Regions from separate parts of the Homo sapiens genome. Here region 1 is linked to region 2. A link is an interaction called in ENCODE POLR2A ChIA-PET data of the cell type or tissue named here. Cell type or tissue: GM12878. All regions are shown on one strand. Links, peaks and the distances in the headings refer to the core of each region. The heading gives the core; the rest is flanking DNA.

Region 1 (10,336 bases), core at 2,537-5,036, 110 kb after region 2:
TATATACAGGTAGGTAGATAGACATAGATAGAGACATAGGTATAGATATAGTCAACTAGTTTATGAGAAAGGTGACACTGCAGTATAGTGGGGGAAAGGATGGTATTTTCAGTAAATGGTGTAGGGACAATTGAATGTCCACATGAAAATGTATTTTAACTCCTATCTCACACCATATGCAAAAAAATAATTCCAGAAGGATTACAGATCTAAATGTGAAAAATAAAATGATAGAGATTTAGAAGAAAACATGGAAGAAATCTTCATGACCTTGGAGTAGGCAAAGTTTGCTTACACAGGACACAAAAAAGTGCTAGCCATGAGGAAAAAAATTGGTAAATTGAACTATGTAAAGTAAGAACTTCACTTCCTCAAAAGACTCCGTGAAGAGAGAACAGACATCCTGCAGAATGGGAGAAGAGATTTTCAGTTTATGTCTCTGACGAAGGGCTTGTATCTAGAATACGCTAAGAATTCCTACACAATTAGGAATTAGGCAGAAAACCTAATTTAAAAAATGGGCAAATCACTTGAAAAGACACCTCATAAAACTTTATTGACAAATGGCCAATAAATATATGAAAATGAGTTTGACTCCATTAGTCATCAGAGTCATGCAAATTAAAACCAAAATGTGATGTCTCTGCATAGTCACCTAAAATGAAAGAGGCAGAAAATATTGGGAAAAATGCAAGGCAACTGGAACTCCTATGCCCTGCTGGTGGGAATGCAAATTGGTACAGTTTCCAGCAATCCTATACCATGACCTAGAAATTCTATTCTTATGTATATACCAAGAATTCAGCAATTGTACCATCAGATATATACCAAATGGAAAACGAGTTCAAAGATTCACCGAAAGACATATGCTAGACAGTCTACAGAAGTACTAGTGAGATTAGCCCCCATTGCCTAGAAAAACAAAAATATACAGGCAAACAAACATCAGATTGCTTCTGGAGTTGTCCAACCCAGGGAAGTATCAGCTTACTATATATACTGTTCCAATACTGTCAAGTTTTTAAAATCCCCTCATTAACATGACTCGAATAATTATTTAGGGGTAGCATAGTGTAGGGTATAAGAGCAAACTGTGAAGTCAAACTGTGCTCACATCCTGGGGCCATAACTTATTAGTAGCATGACTTCGGCCAAGTTACCTAAACTTTCTGTGGCTTGGTTTCTTTATCTGTCAAGAGAAGATGGTAATAACTTTCCGCATAGGGTTATTGGGAAGGCTAAATGAATTAGTACACGTAAAGAACTCAGAACACTTCCTGACATGTAATATATACTAATATATACATATCATAGCTAATACTATTTGTTAAATCTCTTCCACATGTTCTAGTGCTGTTATGCAGCACTGGGACAGATGGATCTACAAAAATACTATACTTGGATTAGAACCACTGAGGCACCAAAATACATGAACTAACTTAACAAAGGTTTGATAAAATATAATTCAAGTGCTAGAGAGTGCAAAGGTTGAGTTCAAGCTGCCCTATTTTCTGACATTTTAACACTTGGTGTCTGTATTTCTGACAAACACAGTTATTTGTGTGTTTTGTATTGTTTTGTTTTTGGAGGAGGAGGAGCTATGCCTGTAAATCATGATAATATGTTTCAATCTTCATGTTTTTTAAGGGCAGGGTGCATGTCTGGGTCACCTCTGTATTCTACATAATGCTTAGTGGATACAGTAGGCACTACTGTAAGTTAGTTACCATTTATGGTTGTGTTCACCTCTGAAAAGTTAGAAACCAAGGCAAGGGGGTCATTGTTTTGTTATGTCTTATTTTCAATTTGACTAAAGAATAGACAGAATTATTTAACTTGAGTTATAGAAATAATTGCTTTCTACTATAAAGCTGTTTGTTTGAAATTAGCAAAGAATGAGAAGTATCTTTCTCAAAAGCAAAACAAAAATAAGACATAGCTTATCCAAAATAAACATTTACAAATCTCCCCTAAGTAAGTTATGTTACTACGTAAGTAACTTCAGCTTTACAGTAGCTCAATATTTACTGACGTGAGAGACCTAGATGACTCAAAAAGGAACTGATGCCGGAATTTTAAATGTGTAATTTGAAAAAGAAAAGAAGCTCTAGTTAACTTTGACATTAAGAAAAGTTCCAAAATTATTAAGCCTATCACTTTAAATCTTCAAGCTGGCACAACTTTAATTCACAATTATTTGAATATTTAAGATAAATAGAAAAACTATACACTTTAATTTTTAAAGTATTTTTAATTAAAAATATAATTTTAATAGTAATTGAAATTTTTAATAAAAACAAGAATTTTTAAAGTAAACTGGTTCAATGAAGTTAATTTACATCTAAGAAGATTGGAACTCGGGTTTGAGTGACTCCAGGCCTTTGGTGAAATTTCCTATTCTTCCCAAATATATGTACATTTTTTAACTTCTCTATAGTTAGATTTTTTTTTTCCTTTCATAGTCACCTAGAATAAAGCAACTCTTAGAGCAGTGTTTCCTGGCATGTACAAATAGTTCTTTTCTGTTTTATGTGTGTGTGTGTGTTGCAATTTTCTCTTATATGACTGAATCATTGTAATCGAGTTTTTAAGTCCCCAAAGACCTTCAGTGCCCTAGAAAGAGACTATTTGATCTCACATATGTTAGCATTCATAACTTACTCCAAGCTTGCTAAGTCTTGTATTTGCAGAAAGAAGAGATGATTGACAGATGAAGACCTTGCATAAGGTACATGCTCAATAAATGGTAAATATCATTATTAAACTCATAATAAAACCCCATCATTGACAATTGCTTCATTGGTCAAACATTAACTTCTTTTAAAATGGAAATAATTTCGGAAATGTTTAAATTATAATGGGAATAAGTTGGTTTATTATATCAATTTTCTTGAAACTTTGGAAGCCTGGGATAGGAAAAATTCTAAAAACAGGTGTATCTGTCTTAACAAATTTGGCCAAATATATCAATAGAACAAAAGTTAATTTTGAATTTCTCAGCTTTAAAATAGTTAAATAAAGAATAAATAAATAAAATAGTTAAATAAATAAAGACATAAATAGACATCTACACTGCTAGGTTTATTGCAGCACTATTCACAATAGTGAAGCTATGGAATCAACTTAAGTGTCCATCAACAGATGAATGGATGAGGAAAAGGTGGTATATAAGCCAGGTGCAGTGGCATGTGCCTATATTCCCAGCTACTCTGGAGGCTGTGGGTGGGACGATAGGAGTTCAAGGCCAGCCTAGGCAACATAGCAAGACTCCATCTCTTTAAAAAAAAAAAAGAAAGAAAAAATGTGGTGTACACACACACACACACACACACACACACACACACACACACACACAAAATAGAATAGTATTCAGCCATAACAAATGAAATCCTGTCATTTGTGGCAACATGGATAAAACTAGAGGATAATTATGTTAAGTGAAATAGCCAGGCAAAGAAACACAAATACTAAATGATCTCACTCATATGTGGAATGTTAAAAGGTTGATATCACAGAAGTAGAAAGTAGGGTAGTGGTTACCAGAGGCTGGAGAGGGTTGGGGGCATGAGGAGGGGAGATTAGTAGAGATCGGTCAACAGGTACAAACTTATAGTTAGATAGAAGGAATAAGTTCTGGTGTTCTATTGCATAGTAGGGTGATACAGTTTGGCTCTGTCCTCACACAAATCTCATCTCGAATTGTGATCCCCACATGTCATGGGAGAAACTTGTAATCCCCACGTGTTGAGGGAGGGAGGTGATTGTATCATGGGGGTGGTTTCCCCCATCCTGTTCTCATGATAGTGAGTTAATTCTCATAAGAGCTGATAGTTTCATAAAGGGCTCTTCCCTCTTTGCTCTCTCTCCTCTTACTGCCTTGTGAGGAAGGTGACTGCTTCCCCTTCCACCATGATTGTGAGTTTCCTGAGGCCTCCCCAACCATACAGAACTTTGAGTCAATTAAACTTCTTTCCTTTATAAATTACCTAGTCTCAGGTAGTATTTTTATAACACTGTGAAAATGGACTAATACATAGGGTGACTGTGGTTAACAGTATTATACTGTATAACTCAAAATAACTAGGAGAGAATATTTTGAATGTTCTTATCACAAATAAATGATAAATATTTGAGGAAAAGAATATGCTAATTACCCTGATTTGATAATTACACAATGTATACTTCTATCAAAACATTACACTGTACCCTATAAATATGTCAATTATGGAAAATGGGTAGGGAGATTCCAAGATGGCCAAATAGGAACAGCTCCAGTCTATAGCTCCCAGTGTGAGTGACGCAGAAGATGGGTGATTTCTGCATTTCCAACTGAGGTACTGGGTTCATTTCACTGGGGCTTGACAGACAGTGGGTGCAGCCCATGGAGGGTGCGCCGAAGCATGGCAGGGCATTGCCTCACCCAGGAAGTGCAAGGGGTCGGGGAATTCCCTTTCCTAGCCAAGGGAAGCCATTACAGACAGTACCTGGAAAACCGGGACACTCCCGCCCTAATACTGCACTTTTCCAATGGTTTTTAGCAAACAGCACACCAGGAGATTGTATCCCGCGCCTGGCTCGGAGGGTCCCATGCCCATGGAGCCTCACTCACTGCTAGCACAGCAGTCTGAGATCCAACTGCAAGGTGGTAGGGAGGCTGGGGGAGGGGTGCCCGTCATTGCTGAGGCTTGAGTAGGTAAACAAAGCGACACGGAAGCTCGAACTGCGTGGAGCCCACTGCAGCTCAACGAGGCCTGCCTGCCTCTTTAGACTCCACTTCTTGGGACAGGGCATAGCTGAACAAAAGGCAGCAGAAACTTCTGCAGACTTAAATGTCTCTGTCTGACTGACAGCTTTGAAGAGAGTAGTGTTTCTCCCAGCACGGAGTTTGAGATCTGAGAACGGACAGACTGCCTCCTCAAGTGGGTTCCTGTCCCCTGAGTAGCCTAACTGGGAGGCACCTCCCAGTAGGGGCCGACTGACACCTCATACAGCCGGGTGCCCCTCTGAGATGAAGCTTCCAGAGGAAGGATCAGGCAGCAGCATCTGCTGTTCTACAATATTTGCTGTTCTGAAGCCTCCACTGGTGAAACACAGGCAAATAGGATCTGGAGTGGACCTCCAGCAAACTCCATCAGACCTGCAGCTGAGGGTGCTGACTGTCAGAAGGAAAACTAACAAACAGAAAGGACATCCACACCAAAACCCCATCTGTACATCACCATCATCAAAGACCAAAGGTAGATAAAACCACAAAGATGGGGAGAAACTATAGCAGAAAAGCTGAAAATTCTAAAAATCAGAGCACCTTTTCTTCTCCAAAGGAACGCAGCTCCTCACCAGAAATGGAACAAAGCTGGACGGAGAATGACTTTGACGAGTTGACAGAAGAAGGCTTCAGACTACTGGTAATAACAAACTTCTCTGAGCTAAAGGAGGATGTTTGAACCCATCGCAAACAAGCTAAAAACCTTGAAAAAAGATTAGACAAATGGCTAACTATAATAAACAGCATAGAGAAGACCTTAAATGACTGGATGAAGCTGAAAACACATGGCATGAGAACTATGTGACACATGCACAAGCTTCAATAGCCAATTCGATCAACTGGAAGAAAGGGTATCAGTGATTGAAGATCAAATGAATGAAATGAAGCAAGAAGAGAAGTTTAGAGAAAAAAGAGTAAAATGAAATGAACAAAACCTCCCAGAAATATGGGACTATGTGAAAAGACCAAATCTACGTCTTACTGGTGTACCTGAAAGTGATGGTGAGAATGGAACCAAGTTGGAAAACACTCTTCAGGATATTATCCAGGAGAACTTCCCCAACCTAGCAAGGCAGGCCAACATTCAAATTCAGGAAATACAGAGAACACCACAAAGATACTTCTTGAGAAGAGCAACTCCAAGACACATAATTTTCAAATTCACCAAAATTGAAATGAAGGAAAAAATGTTAAGGGCAGCCAGAGAGAAAGGTCGAGTTACCCACAAAGGGAAGCCCATCAGACTAACAGCGGATCTCTCAGCAGAAACTCTACAAGCCAGAAGAGAGTGGGGGCCAATATTCAACATTCCTAAAGAAAAGAATTTTCAACCCAGAATTTCATATCCAGCCAAACTAAGCTTCATAAGTGAAAGAGAAATAAAATCCTTTATAGACAAGCAAATGCTGAGAGATTTTGTCACCACCAGGCCTGCATTACAAGAGCTCCTGAAGGAAGCACTAAACATGGAAAGGAACAACCAGTACCAGCCACTGCAAAAACATGCCAAATTGTAAAGACCATCAATGCTAGGAAGAAACTGCATCAACTAATGCGCAAAATAACCAGCTAACATCATAATGACAGGATCAAATTCACACATAACAATAGTAACCTTAAATGTAAATGGGCTAAATGATCCAATTAAAAGACACAGACTAGCAAATTGGATAAAGGGTCATGACCCATCAGTGTGCTGTATTCAGGAGACCCATCTCACGTGCAGAGACACACATAGGCTCAAAATAAAGGGATGGAGGAAGATCTACCAAGCAAATGGAAAACAAAGAAAAGCAGGGGTTGCAATCCTAGTCTCTGATAAAACAGACTTTAAACCAACAAAGATCAAAAGAGACAAAGAAGGCCATTATGTAATGGTAAAGGGATCAATTCAACAAGAAGAGCTAACTATCCTAAATATATATGCACCTAGTACAGGAGCACCCAGATTCATAAAGCAAGTCCTTAGAGACCTACAAAGAGACTTAGACTCCCACACAATAATAATGGGAGACTTTAACACCCCACTGTCAACATTAACAGATCAATGAGACAGAAAGTTAACAAGAATATCCAGGACTTGAACTCAGCTCTGCACCAAGTGGATGTAATAGACATCTACAGAACTCTCCCCACAAATCAACAGAATATACATTCTTCTCAGCACCACATCACACTTACTCCAAAACTGACCACATTGTTGGAAGTAAAGCACTCCTCAGCAAATGTAAAAGAACAGAAATTATAACAAACTGTCTCTCAGACCACAGTGCAATCAAACTAGAACTCAGGATTAAGAAACTCACTCAAAACTGCTCAACTACATGGAAACTAAACACTGAACAACCTGCTCCTGAATGACTACTGGGTACATAACAAAATGAAGGCAGAAATAAAGATGTTCTTTGAAACCAACGAGAACAAAGACACAACATACCAGAATCTCTGGGACACATTTAAAGCAGTGTGGAGAGGGAAATTTAGAGCACTAAATGCCCACAAGAGAAACCAGGAAAGATCTAAAATTGACACCTTAACCTCACAATTAAAAGAACTAGAGAAGCAAGAGCAAACACATTCAAAAGCTAGCAGAAGGCAAGAAATAACTAAGATCAGAGCAGAACTGGAGGAGATAGAGCCATGAAAAACCCTTCAAAAAATCAATGAATCCAGGAGCTGGTTTTTTGAAAAGATCAACAAAATTGATAGACCGCTAGCAAGACTAATAAAGAAGAAAAGAGAGAAAAATCAAATAGATGCAATAAAAAATGATAAAGGGGATATCACTACTGATCCCACAGAAATACAAACTACTATCAGAGAATAATATAAATACCTCTACGTAAATAAACTAGAAAATCTAGAAGAAATGGATAAATTCCTGGACACATACACCCTCCCAAGACTAAACCAGGAAGAATTTGAATCTCTGAATAGACCAATAACATGCTCTGAAATTGAGGCAATAATTAATAGCCTACCAACCAAAAAAAGTCCAGGACAAGATGGATTCACAGCTGAATTCTACCAGAGGTACAAAGAGGAGCTGGTACCATTCCTTCTGAAACTATGCTAATCAATAGAAAAAGAGGGAATCCTCCCTGACTCATTTTATAAGGCCAGCATCATCCTGATACCAAAGCCTGGCAGAGACACAACAAAAAAAGAGAATTTTAGACCAATATCCCTGATGAACGTCGATGCAAAAATCCTCAGTAAAATACTGGCAAACTGAATCCAGCAGCACATCAAAAAGCTTATCCACCACCATGAAGTTGGCTTCATCCCTGGGATGCAAGGCTGGTTCAACGTAACGCAAATCAATAAACGTAATCCATCATATAAACAGAACCAAAGACAAAAACTATATGTTTATCTCAATAGATGCAGAAAAGGCCTTCGACAAAATTCAACAGCGCTTCATGCTAAAAACTCTCAATAAACTAGGTATTGATGGGACGTATCTCAAAATAATAAGAGCTAGTTATGACAAATCCACAGCCAATATCATACTGAATGGGCAAAAACTGGAAGAATTCCCTTGGAAAACTGGCACAAGACAGGGATGTCCTCTCTCACCACTCCTATTCAACACAGTGTTGGAAGTTCTGGCCAGGGCAGTCAGACAAGAGAAAGAAATAAAGGGTATTCAGTTAGGAAAAGAGGAAGTCAAATTGTCCCTGTTTGCAGATGACATGATTGTGTATTTAGAAATCCCCATCGTCTCAGCGCAAAATCTCCTTAAGCTGATAAGCAACTTCAGCAAAGTCTCAGGATACAAAATCAATGTGCAAAAATCACAAGCGTTCCTATACACCAACAACAGACAAACACAGAGCCAAATCATGAGTGAACTCCCATTCACAATTGCTTCAAAGAGAATAAAATACCTAGGAATCCATCTTATAAGGGATGTGAAGGACCTCTTCAAGGAGAACTACAAACCACTGCTCAATGAAATAAAAGAGGACACAAACCGAAGGAAGAACATTCCATGCTCATGGATAGGAAGAATCAATATCGTGAAATGGCCCTACTGCCCAAGGTAATTTATAGATTCAATGCCATCCCCATCAAGTTACCAATGACTTTCTTCACAGAATTGGAAAAAACTACTTTAAAGTTCATATGGAATCAAAAAAGAGCCTGCATTGCCAAGACAATCCTAAGCCAAAAGAAAAAAGCTGGAGGCATCACGCTACCTGACTTCAAACTATACTATAGGGCTACAGTAACCACAACAGCATGGTACTGGTACTGAAACAGAGATCTAGACCAATGGAACAGAACAGAGCCCTCAGAAATAATACCACACATCCACAACCATCTGATCTTTGACAAACCTGACAAAAACAAGAAATGGGGAAAGGATTCCCTATTTAATAAATGGTGCTGGGAAAACTGGCTAGCCATATGTAGAAAGCTGAAACTGGATCCCTTCCTTACACCTTATACAAAAATTAATTCAAGATGGATTAAAGACTTAAATGTTAGACCTAAAACCATAAATACCCTAGAAGAAAACCTAAGCAATACCATTCAGGACATAGGCATGGGCAAGGACTTCATGACTAAAACACTGGAAGCAATGGCAACAAAAGCCAAAATTGACAAATGGGATCTAATTAAACTAAAGAGCTTCTGCACAGCAAAAGAAACTACCATCAGAGTGAACAGGCAACCTACAGAATGGGAGAACATTTTTACAATCTACCCATCTGACAAAGGGCTAATATCCAGAATCTACAAAGAACTTAAACAAATCTACAAGAAAAAATCAAACAACCCCATCAAAAAGTGGGTGAAGGATATGAACAGACACTTCTCAAAAGAAGACATTTATGCAGCCAACAGACACATGAAAAAAAGCTCACCATCACTGGCCATCAGAGAAATACAAATCAAAACCACAATGAGATACCATCTCACACCAGTTAGAATGGCGATCATTAAAAAGTCAGGAAACAACAGGTGCTGGAGAGGATGTGGAGAAATAGGAACGCTTTTACACTGTTGGTGGGAGTGTAAACTAGTTCAACCATTGTGGAAGACAGTGTGGCAATTCCTCAGGGATCTAGAACTAGAAATACCATTTGACCCAGCCATCCCATTACTGGGTATATACCCAAAGGATTATAAATCATGCTGCTATAAAGACACATGCACATGTATGTTTATTGCAGCACTATTCACAATAGCAAAGACTTGGAACCAACCCAAATGTCCACCAATGATAGACTGGAGTAAGAAAATGTGGCACATATACCCCATGGAATACTATGCAGCCATAGAAAAGGATGAGTTCATGTCCTTTGTAGGGACGTGGATGAAGCTGGAAACCATTCTCAGCAAACTATTGCAAGGACAAAAAACCAAACACCGCATGTTCTCACTCATAGGTGGGAAATGAACAATGAGAACACTTGGACACAGGATGGGGAACATCACACACCGGGGCCTGTCGTGGGGTACGGGGAGGAGGGAGGGATAGTATTAGGAGATGTACCTAATGTAAATGACGAGTTAATGGGTGCAGCACACCAACATGGCACATGTATACATATGTAACAA
Region 2 (10,336 bases), core at 3,152-5,651:
AAAATCGCTTGAGCCTGCAAGGTAGAGGTTGCAGTGAGCCAAGAGCGTGCCACTACACTCCAGCCTGGGCAACACAGTGAGACTCTGTCTCAAAAACAAAAAAAAAAAGATCTGGCTATATTGCTATATACTAACTGTGATAGGTTCTGTAGTTCCTCTCAATAACACTGCCAGGTAAGGTTCGTTATTTTATGTATGAGGAAACTAAGGTTCAAAGAGAACGACTTGTCTGTAGTCATGCAGCTGGTTAATGGCAGAGCTGGATTCAACTCAGGCAAGCTACCTATAGATCTCAGGGCAGGTAGGAAAGGGTTATATTAGACTCAAGTAGGAAGCTTTATGAAATTGCTCCCCACTTCCTGCTTCTCCATGATATTCTGATATGTACCCCAAATGGCTGTGAATCTTTGCAGAAGTCAGTGGTTGTTACTGACCGGAGAGTGAGGAATTATCTTCCATGTTTTGGGGGTGGTAAAAATTCTGAGAACCACCACCACATGTTACTTCTTCCATCTGCCTTCCGCTGCTTGAGGCTTCAAAATAAAGTTGTAAGAAATTCCAGCTCTTTGCCCTTACCAATATAGCCCAGGGTGACTCTTACTTAATTCTGTATATGAGTTCCAGAAAATATAGAACTCTATAGAAAAAAATGTATGGCACTTGGCTGAGATTTTCTGTTGACTTCCCTCCAGTCCTTATAAGATCACTTTTCCCTTACTTGATTGTTGTCCCCCATTGACCAAACCAGCAGGTTCTGGCCACTCCCCTCAGTGACTAAAGCTGTCAGCGTCATTACTAGGGTTAAGGCCCTGTCATGGGCTGCCCCAGCCACACACATATTCCAGCTGCTTTGCCTGTTTTAGTCATCCTGTGACATCTCTTCTTGTTATATAGGATATCATCTATGTAAAAGATGAGAGAGAGAGAGGGCTTCTGTGATCTGCAAACCCTTTGAAGACAAGGCTGATGTTTTACTATCTATCTTGGTGCCTAGTACAGTGCTTAGTACCAAATGAATGATAAAATACATGAGAAAGAACAGGATGGTCTCCTCATGATTGCACTTTCTCAGGATAGGCCTGGACCCTATCTCCATTTCCATAGAAATGGCCCTTTCCCCCAGGTTCTGGTACATGGCCCTGGTTGAGCTAATAAACAGCAACAAAAGAACTTAAAGTCTAAAAATGCTTTGAGGCCTGAAAGAAATTATCTCTGAAGGTGAAGTGTTGAGGTAGAAAGATGGAGAAATGGGGTAAGTGCATGTGCAGGGAAAGGGCAGGGACTTCCCAGCTCACCTCCTGTCATGTCCAGATGCAGCCACATACTTTGCTTACAGTGACTTGTCCTGTGTGGAGGCAATTCTTTGAGGCAAAACTATGCCTTAAAGCCTTAAAGCCCAGCCCAGAATTTCACATCAGCCCTTCTCTAGTCCTGACATTATTCACCAAATAAAAGGCAGATACTTGCTATGTTTTACAAGTTTCTTGTCTGTGTCATCAGCCTTGTTCCATCCTTAGATACAAAGAGGGTTGAAAACAGGATGTTTGAAAACAGGATGTTTGGGTTAAAAAACAGGGTTGAAGAAAAAAAGAATAATATTCAGAAAAGAATGTGGCAAGTGGACATAGTTCTTAAGGAACCCTACAAATGAGATTTGAAAACCTGGCTCATTTCATGATTCATTGACTCAAAGATTTTAAGGACATATTTCAGCTGGTAGAAAAAAGTTCACTTGAGGATAACATCTTGAGAGTCAAGTTGAAGATAAAAGACTCCTGTTTCTGGTATCTCTGTGAAACATAAACGAGGGTACCCTTTAGGACCAAGTACTTCATAGAAAGTTAGAGCTGGAAGGGGATTTACAAGCCATTTCATTTTAGTCTTCTCAGGAAACTGAGGCTCATAGGAGTTAAGTGTCTAGTTTGAAGAATTATGGGATCTTAGAGTAAGAAGATTTGTAATTCATCACCTAAGGGAAGAATACTTTCCAGAGTATCCTGAAAAATGGTAGCTCCAGGCTATGTAGATATATCCAGGAACCAGGAGGTTAACCTTTGATGAACAGCTCTAGTTGTTAGTGAATTCTTTCCATTTCTGGGCCAAATTCTTCTTCAATGTAACTTGCACCCATTGATCTTGGCTCTCATGTCTTCCCTTGATAATTCTTCTCCAGGAGAAATGCGCCCAGCTTCTTCCAATATTCCTAGTCTAGGGGTGGCTTCAAGCCCGATTGCCATCTTGGGTGCTTCCCTCTAGATCTACTCTCATTTATTCATGTCCCAATTAACAAGTCGGGCCCAGAATAGAACAAAATATTCTAGAGGTAGGCTGGCCTAGACATAGTAGGTTCCATAGGACTATTTGTTCCCAGTTCTGAACAGTGTCCTGTCAACACTGCTGAAGTTCTCCTTAGTGTTTTTGTTTTGTTTTGAGACAGGGTCTCACTTTGTTGCCTAGGCTGGAGTGCAGTGGTGAGGTCATGGCCCATTGCAGCTTTGATCTCCTTGGGCTCAGGTGATCCTCCTACCTAAGCCTCCCTAGTATCGGGACTACAAGTGTGCGCCATCACGCCCAGCTAATTTTTGTATTTTTTATAGAGACGCAGTTTCGCCATGTTGCCCAGGCTGGTCTCAAACTCCTGGGCTCAAGTGATCCACCTGCCTTGGCCTCTTAATGGGCTGGGATTATAGGCATGAACCACCATGCCCAACCTCCTTAGTTTTTAAGCAATTGGATTTCAATTCAACCTGCATTTGTACTTAGGGCACATTTGTAGTTTATGAGTATGATACTGTTTAAATTCTTTTCTATTAAATCCCCAGAACTTTTTCATATTAACTGCTAATAAACTGCTCTTCCATCTTAGGTGTGTGGATCAAAAGCAGGACCTTTCATTCTACCTCTTTGGTTTTGACCTCGTGATTCAACCTGGGACTTAATTTTTTTATTTTTTATTTTTATTTTTTGAGGCAGGGCGTCATGCTGTTGTACAGGCTGGAGTGCAGTGGTACAATCTTGGCTCACTGCAGCCTCAACCTCCCGGGCTCAAGCGATCCTCCCACCTCAGCCTCCCAATTAGCAGGGATCACAGGCACACACTACCACACCTGGCTAATCTTTGTATTTTTTGTAGAGATGGAGTTTTGCTATGTTGCCCAGGCTGGTATTGAACTCCTGACCTCAAGTGATCTGCCCGCCTCGGCCTCCTAAAATGCTGAGATTACAGGTGTGAGCCACTGTGGCAACCTGGGATTTTGAAATAGAAACTCTTCTATCCAACTGACTCTCTCTCCCTACTTTATTAATCATCATATATTATAAGCTCATCTTCTATGTTTTCATCCAAGTTACCCATAAGACAGAGGGAAAAAGACAATTTTTTAGTAGTTGCTTTGTCAACCTAACCTCTTCTCTCAACCATATTCACTTACTCACAAGGATATAAATGTACATCTTGTTGTGTGCTGTGATTAAAAATCAATATATTCTATGTCTATGGCAACTCCATGAGCTACCAAACTTGTAACTCCCTAAGCTACCAAACTGGTAACTTTTTTTTTTTCTTTTTGAGACAGGGTCTCATTCTGTTTCCTAGGCTAGAGTGTGGTGGTGTATTCACAACTTACTGCAGCCTCAACCTCCTGGGCTCAGTCGATCCTCCCACCTCAGCCTCCCCAGTAGCTGGGACTGCAGGCGTGCACCATCACACCTGGGTAATTTTTGTATTTTTTGTAGAGATAGGGTTTTGCCATGTTGCCCAGGCTGGTCTTGAACTCCTGAGCTCAAGCCATCTGCCTGCCTCAGCCTCCCAAAGTGCTAGGATTACAAGTGTAAGCCACCATGCCCAGCCCAAACTGGTAACTTTACTGAAAAAGAAATGGGATAAATTAGGCAAGTTACTTAACTTCTATAAGCCCAAGTTTCCTCATCCATAAAATGTGAATATTTGTTCTACTCCCTTTACCAGGTGGTAGTGAGGCTCAACTAGTATAACAAGACATTTGAAAATGCTTTGTAAACTTAAAAAAATTTTTTTTTGAGATGGAGTCTTGCTCTGTCGCCCAGGCTGGAGTGCAGTGGCGTGATCTCAGCTCACTGGAAGTTCCTCCTCCCAGGCTCAAGCAATTCCCCTGCGTCAGCCTCCCAAGTAACTGGTGGGCACTCATCACCACGCCCGGCTAATTTTTGTATTTTTAGTAGAGACGGGGTTTCACCATGTTGGCCAGGCTGGTCTCTAACTCCTGACCTCAAGTGATCTGCCAGCCTCGGCCTCCCAAATTGCATTTTTCTTTCCCTCCCTGCTCTCTTGGGCTACTCCTGTCCATGGGGAGCTCCCACCCACCCTGAATTCCTTTGGGTCTTATGGTCTGGTCCCACTTATCAGTCACTTGATTGCATGTAGCTTTGGTTTTTGTGGTGTATTTCTCCAGCTCACTATACATTCCTCAAACTCAAGGTAGAGCATATCTAATACATACTTTGTATTTCTCACAAGTACACAGTGCTGACTGGGGGTTTCAGAGTCCTAAGACAGAGTCTGAAACACCCTGGGGACTAGATGAGCTGCCTTTATGCCACACAGCCTTGAAAGGGAGGGGACTGTGTCAGGGTAGTCCAGTGAATCACCCTGTCTCATTGATGAGTGTAAGAAAGTAGAGGCTCTGGTCAACCTGGACTTAAACTTTCCATTGTGCTTCTCAGGGGATACAGCTGTAGCCTGCCAGACTGGCATTTTCCCTAACAGCTTTCAAATGTCACATTCCACTATAACATACTCACACACAGAAGCTGTTCTTTCTTTGTCTTCATTTTGAGAACACTCAGAAAAGTTTTTATATTTTGGAAAGACCCCTTTCATTCCCCACCCTTGAGTTTTCTGCCTTCAGGACGTTAGTTCTTGAAGACAACTCCCCAGAGCACTAGTGGAAAGATGCTGGCAGCTCCTCCAATCACATGAACCTCACATGTTCTGACGCAGCTCAGTCATGCATTCTGTGCTGGAGCTGCATGATGTTTGATTAGGCAGGCAGGATGCTGGCAAACCCAGTGCCTTTTCAAACTTTAACTTAGTACACTTTTCTTGTAGTTTCTCTTTAGATTCTCATAAAAACACAGGTGAAAGTTTGTACTTGACATAGGGAAAAAACACAAGTTGTGCATCTAAAAATTCTGCCCCAGAAACATTATATCTGCCATTTATGTGACCTTTTGATTTATAATAAGCAGATGCTGAAATTCTAAAATTTCAAAATATTTTTAAAGAATTGCTTAAAGATTTTTTTTGAATTTAAAATGTTTATTTTTTAAGCTTTTCAAATACAAGAAGAATATAAAGAAAAAAATTACCCATAATCTCATGACATTGACAAAGATAGCCACTGTTATTGCCATTCTAATTTTATAGTTGAGAAAACAAAGGAGAGGAAGAAAGGAAAGAAAATGAGCTTTTAGGGTTTTTTTTCTCAACTTTAAGAAAAAAACTCCTTAGAGGGATCCCCCAAAATTTTGTAAACAATTGACAGATATTCATATTCCTAATAACACATATTGCCAGGAGTACCATTGCTGTTTCTGAACACCATGATGTTTCTTCAGTAAGCTCTACAGAGATCTCATTTCCATGTCACAGAGGAAAACTACTTAAAATAACATTTTATGAAAGTTACTATACTACGTTACAAAACATCTTGTAAAACAGAGAAAAGAAGGAAATTACATACAACCCCAACACTTTAACAAAATCTTATTCATATTTTAGCATACTTCCTTCTGTCCTTTTTTCCCATTCTAAATTTTTTTTAACTTTTATTTTAAGTTCAGGGGTACATGTGCAGGATGTGCAGGTTTGTTACATAGGTAAACGTGTGCCATAGTGGTTTGCTGCACAGATCATCCCATTACCTAATGCCCAGCGTCCATTGGCTATTTTTCCTGATGGTCTCCCTCCTCCTACCCCCGCTTCTGACAGGCCCCAGTGTGTTTTGTTCCCCCCATGTGCTCATGTGTTCCATCATTCAGTTCCCACTTGTAAGTGAGAACATGCAGTGTTTGGTTTTCTGTTCCTGTGTTAGTTTGCTGAGGAGAATGGCTTTCAACTCCATCCATGTCTCTGCAAAGGACATGATCTTGTTCCTTTTTATGGCTGCATAGTATTCCATGGTATATATACACTACATTTTCTTTATCCAGTCTATCACTGATGGGCATTTAGGTTGATTTTATGTCTTTACTATTGTGAATAGTACTGCAGTGAACATACGTGTGCATGTATCTTTATAATAGAAGGATTTGTATTCCTTTGGGTATATACCCAGTAATGGGGTTGCTGAGTCAAATGGTATTTCTGCTGGGTCAAATGGTGTTCTTGTTGACACCACCAGGTCTTATCTCAAAGGTCTAGAAAATTGATTCTGTGAGTAAACTCAGAATTAGACTAAAAAACTGGATCATACTAACCAAACTCCTAAGGGACTTTTCTATTATAAGAAATGCCATTGACATGCATATCAGAAGTTGCTTTAAAAAGTCTATTCCTATAGAAAACCCTATATAAGAAGTCAAATTATACTCAGGTTTCTCAGTAAGCATAGACCATAGATGGGGTGAAGGATGGTGGTGGTGGCTAGAATGATTTTAATGACTAGTGTCAACAAGCTACATGACTGATGCACTCACATAGGAGGAATAGATCTGACAGGTGGTAGGAACATGTGGGCTGGATGGACAGAGACCCTTCTCCATTGGACATGCTGGAGATTCACTAAATATTTTTCCATATTGGCCTCTCTTGCCTCGACTCCATGCACACTGCTTTCAATTCAATTCCATGATAATTGTTAAGTATCTTCTATGTGCGAATCCTTGTACTGGGTTCTGGGACTATAAAAATGAATAAAATACCAGGTCCTCCTCCTAATACCTCAAAGGCTGTTGGAGAAAACTGAACACATATGTAATTATAAAATACTATATAATGAAGGCTTGACTGGTACAGGTGTAGGATATTTGGCCTGATGTCATGTCTGGCTTGCAAAATCTTAAGATCTAGCTTTGCCACTTACTAGCTGTGTGATGTGAGCAATTTATCTAACTTCACTGGGCCTTAGTTTGCTTACATGTTGATACGGTTTGGATTTGTGTCCCCGCCCAAATCTCATGTCGAATTGTGATGCCCAGTGTTGGAGGAGGGGCCTGGTGGGAGGTGATTGGATCATGGGAGTGGAATTTCCCTTTTCTGTTCTCATGATAATGAGTGAGTTCTTATGAGATCTGGTTGTTTAAAAGTGTGTAGCACCTCCCCCTGCTCTCCCTCTTCCTTTCTCAGGCCATGTAAGACCTGCCTGCTTCTCCTGCACCTTCTGCCATGATTGTAAGTTTCCTGAGGCTTCCCCAGCCTTGCTTCCTGTATAGCCTGTGGAACTGTGAGTCAATAAAATCTCTTTTCTTTATAAATTACCCAGTCTTAGGTAGTTCTTTATAGCAATGCAAGAACGGACTAATACACGTGTAAAATAGACAAGACAATACACTAAGTTATGAAGTTTAAATGAGATCATACATGTGAAGCTATTAGAGCAATGTCTGGTGCATGGTATGGAGATTAGCTATAATGGCAAACTTAATTAAACCTCATTTTGGATACCAGCAATGAGACATTGGCAATCTAATGTTTCAAACCCAGCACAAGGAGGAACATGTAGTCCAAACCCTGCCCAGCACTTTAAAACAGACATATCCCATGACAGGCTGTAAATACATTATCAGGAAAGACAACGCACTGAAAATATATTTTGTCTGAAATTTAGAAATATGTCCCCCAGGGGTGTTATATGATAGTGATATTTTTCTTATAATAGACACCTAACACCTTCTGCTATACCTTCTAGTAGAAGTCCACAGATGCATTTGGGCAATTGCAACATCTTAGCACAAAAGATGTCACTTTGATTCACTCTCCACTTTCAGTTCATGTGGTCTGGGTGGAGCTCCAGATGTAAGATATCACTTACATACTCTTTCTTTCAGTGACTGGTTCTGGAGAGGGCACAGCACATAAGTTTTCCACTGTAAATCTCAGGATTTTGCTGAGAATGCTGAGAAAAATACTCTGGCTTTTTTTTCTTGTAAAATATTTGAATCTGAAAGGTTTAATAATCATTGGCATCCATCTTGTAATTATGAGGAGATATCTTGTCTGAGAATGGCATCAACAAAAAGGAAACAGAGTGAAGAAATGATAGAGACAATTTGAATCCTGAAGACATTTGTTAGACCCCCTATACCCAGTTGCACATTTGGCTGCTCAGTTACATAAGCCAACACATTATCTTTTAAAAATTTAAGCCAGTTTGCATCAGGTTTTCTCTCATTTGCAGCCAATGAATTTTGATACAACTTCTACAAAATGTACTTAAAGGCCCGGGTGCGGTGGCTCACGCCTGTAATCCCAGCACTTTGGGAGGCTGAGGTGGGCAGATCACGAGGTCAGGAGATTGAGACCATCCTGGCTAACACGGTGAAACCCCGTCTCTACTAAAAATACAAAAAATTAGCCGGGCATGGCGGCGCACACCTGTAGTCCTAGCTACTTGGGAGGCTGAGGCGGGAGAATGGCATGAACCTGGGAGGCGGAGCTAGTAGTGAGCCGAGATCTTGCCACTGCACTCCAGCCTGGGCGACAGAGTGAGACTCCGTCTCAAAAATAAATAAATAAATAAATAAATAAATAAATAAATAAATAAATAAATAAGTTTATTTTGTCCTATGCTCATGGTCAAAGCAGATGCCCAATTTTTATTTTTCTCATAAAACCAATCAACAAATATACATTGGGCCCTTGTTACAGGGTCAGATGCCACAGAGTTTAAGACAATTCCTTGTGCTACAATCTAATTGGAATTTATAGTCTCTTTATTTTTTATCTCTTAATGGATATGTCTCCACTTCATCCAGATAGATTTTGATTGAGGAGTGAGTTGGTTATGTACCTCCTGTTCTCAACTCTAAGTCCATCCTCCTCTCCTCTGCTCTGATGTGCCAGGGCTGGAATTTTGACAAACTTCATTTGCCAGCCTCCCTTGCCAGCTAGCTTCCTGTTAAGTTCAGTAAATGGGAAGGCCTTGGGGACTGGAAGGTGGGAGGGGGAATTATTTCCTGTTTCTAGTTCCTGAATGTGTCATGCCTGTAGCAATAGGTAGTAGAAAGGTAGCTGCTGTCTGTAGTTCTAATATTTGGCATCCACTTTTTTGCTCTTTCAGTCTTCTTATATCTTTATTACAAGTTCCTAATATTAAATACACTCTATTTTTATGACTGGACTCTGGCTGATACTAGCACTTGATACTAGGTGTGGTCATAGGAAACAGATTCTCAAATTCTGACATTCTGGGATTGATTTGATTTGTTGTTAGTGTTGGATTGGTTTGAATTGAGAGCTGAACTCTTTGCCACTAGTAATCTATGGCATGCATTGACATCATGGTTGATTAAATTATCATCTGTTCTTGCTAGGGTTGAATACCAATGAAAGGCAAGTTTCTGGAGGCCAAGTAGCTGTTGCATTTAACCATTATGGTAGTAAAGATGATTATAAGGAATGTAATGTGGGATGGCTGCTTCTGATTGCACCAGGGTGCTTACAGGAAGAAACTAACAAGTTTAGGGCTTTCACCTCAAATCATATTCAGAGCACCAGAGGGCTTCTAAGACTGCCCTGAAAGTACCTCTTATTCCTTCTAATTACAGGAATCACTAGACATGAAAGACATGACTGAAAAATTCAACCCAAATCAATCATTCACAGACTGGCTAAGTCTCATATGTGAAAGTTTTCTCAGTAATTTGAAAGGAGTAGGACTCTGAGACTAGGAATGGGGACATTTTGGTGGATTTGGATGAAACTGAGAATGTTGAAACCCCCAAGCATCCCTGAGTTTCCCTTGATAGTGGAAGAAGCCTCTCATTTCTTGTCTAATGATATTAGCCTTTCCTTGTTTGAAAGCCTGTAATAAGCCCATATGAGGCACTTGCCTTGCAAGGGAGATCCCTATTCTTTCTCAGCCCCAGTGCTCCCAACTCTCATGGCCTTTATTTAGAGTCAGTTCCCGGAATATACGGAGGTGGGAAGAGCAGAGTCTAGCTCAGCAGGAAAAGTCTTATACTTCAAAAGAATCATAAGATTTTGTTAACTTAACATTAGAGGAAACCAGGCTAGTATGTATGGGGATGAATTCTAAAGGTATTAGACCCAGGAGCACAGAAGATAACATTGAACTGGGGCCAAATTAAGGTAGTCCTGATATACTACACTTTCCAGATAGTTTTGGACTTAATGTTG

The links. ChIA-PET counts read pairs that join two places held together with the same protein. Peaks named below come from ENCODE experiments on the same cell type or tissue, not always from the same donor. Only the 100,000 strongest peaks of a DNase experiment are listed, where the experiment ranks them.
Region 1: POLR2A ChIA-PET joins it to region 2 with 6 read pairs; 1 of 35 experiments calls an interaction of 5 or more read pairs at or near these places.

Annotation. Positions count from the first base shown.
Region 1 is chr9:5,471,869-5,482,204 of GRCh38, reverse strand. All of the region lies in intron 2 of INCR1 (interferon stimulated noncoding RNA 1), which reads left to right. Among named protein-coding and RNA genes, the nearest start is that of CD274, 26 kb to the right of the region's middle. RefSeq lists an enhancer at 1-67. In GM12878, for the core only: no CTCF peak of the experiment used is centred there; a DNase peak (open chromatin) is centred at 3,794; H3K27ac peaks cover 1,104 bases.
Region 2 is chr9:5,577,689-5,588,024 of GRCh38, reverse strand. The region is part of intron 1 of INCR1 (interferon stimulated noncoding RNA 1); the gene reads left to right. Among named protein-coding and RNA genes, the nearest start is that of RIC1, 46 kb to the left of the region's middle. In GM12878, for the core only: no CTCF peak of the experiment used is centred there; DNase peaks (open chromatin) are centred at 4,224, 4,534 and 4,944; H3K27ac peaks cover 2,500 bases.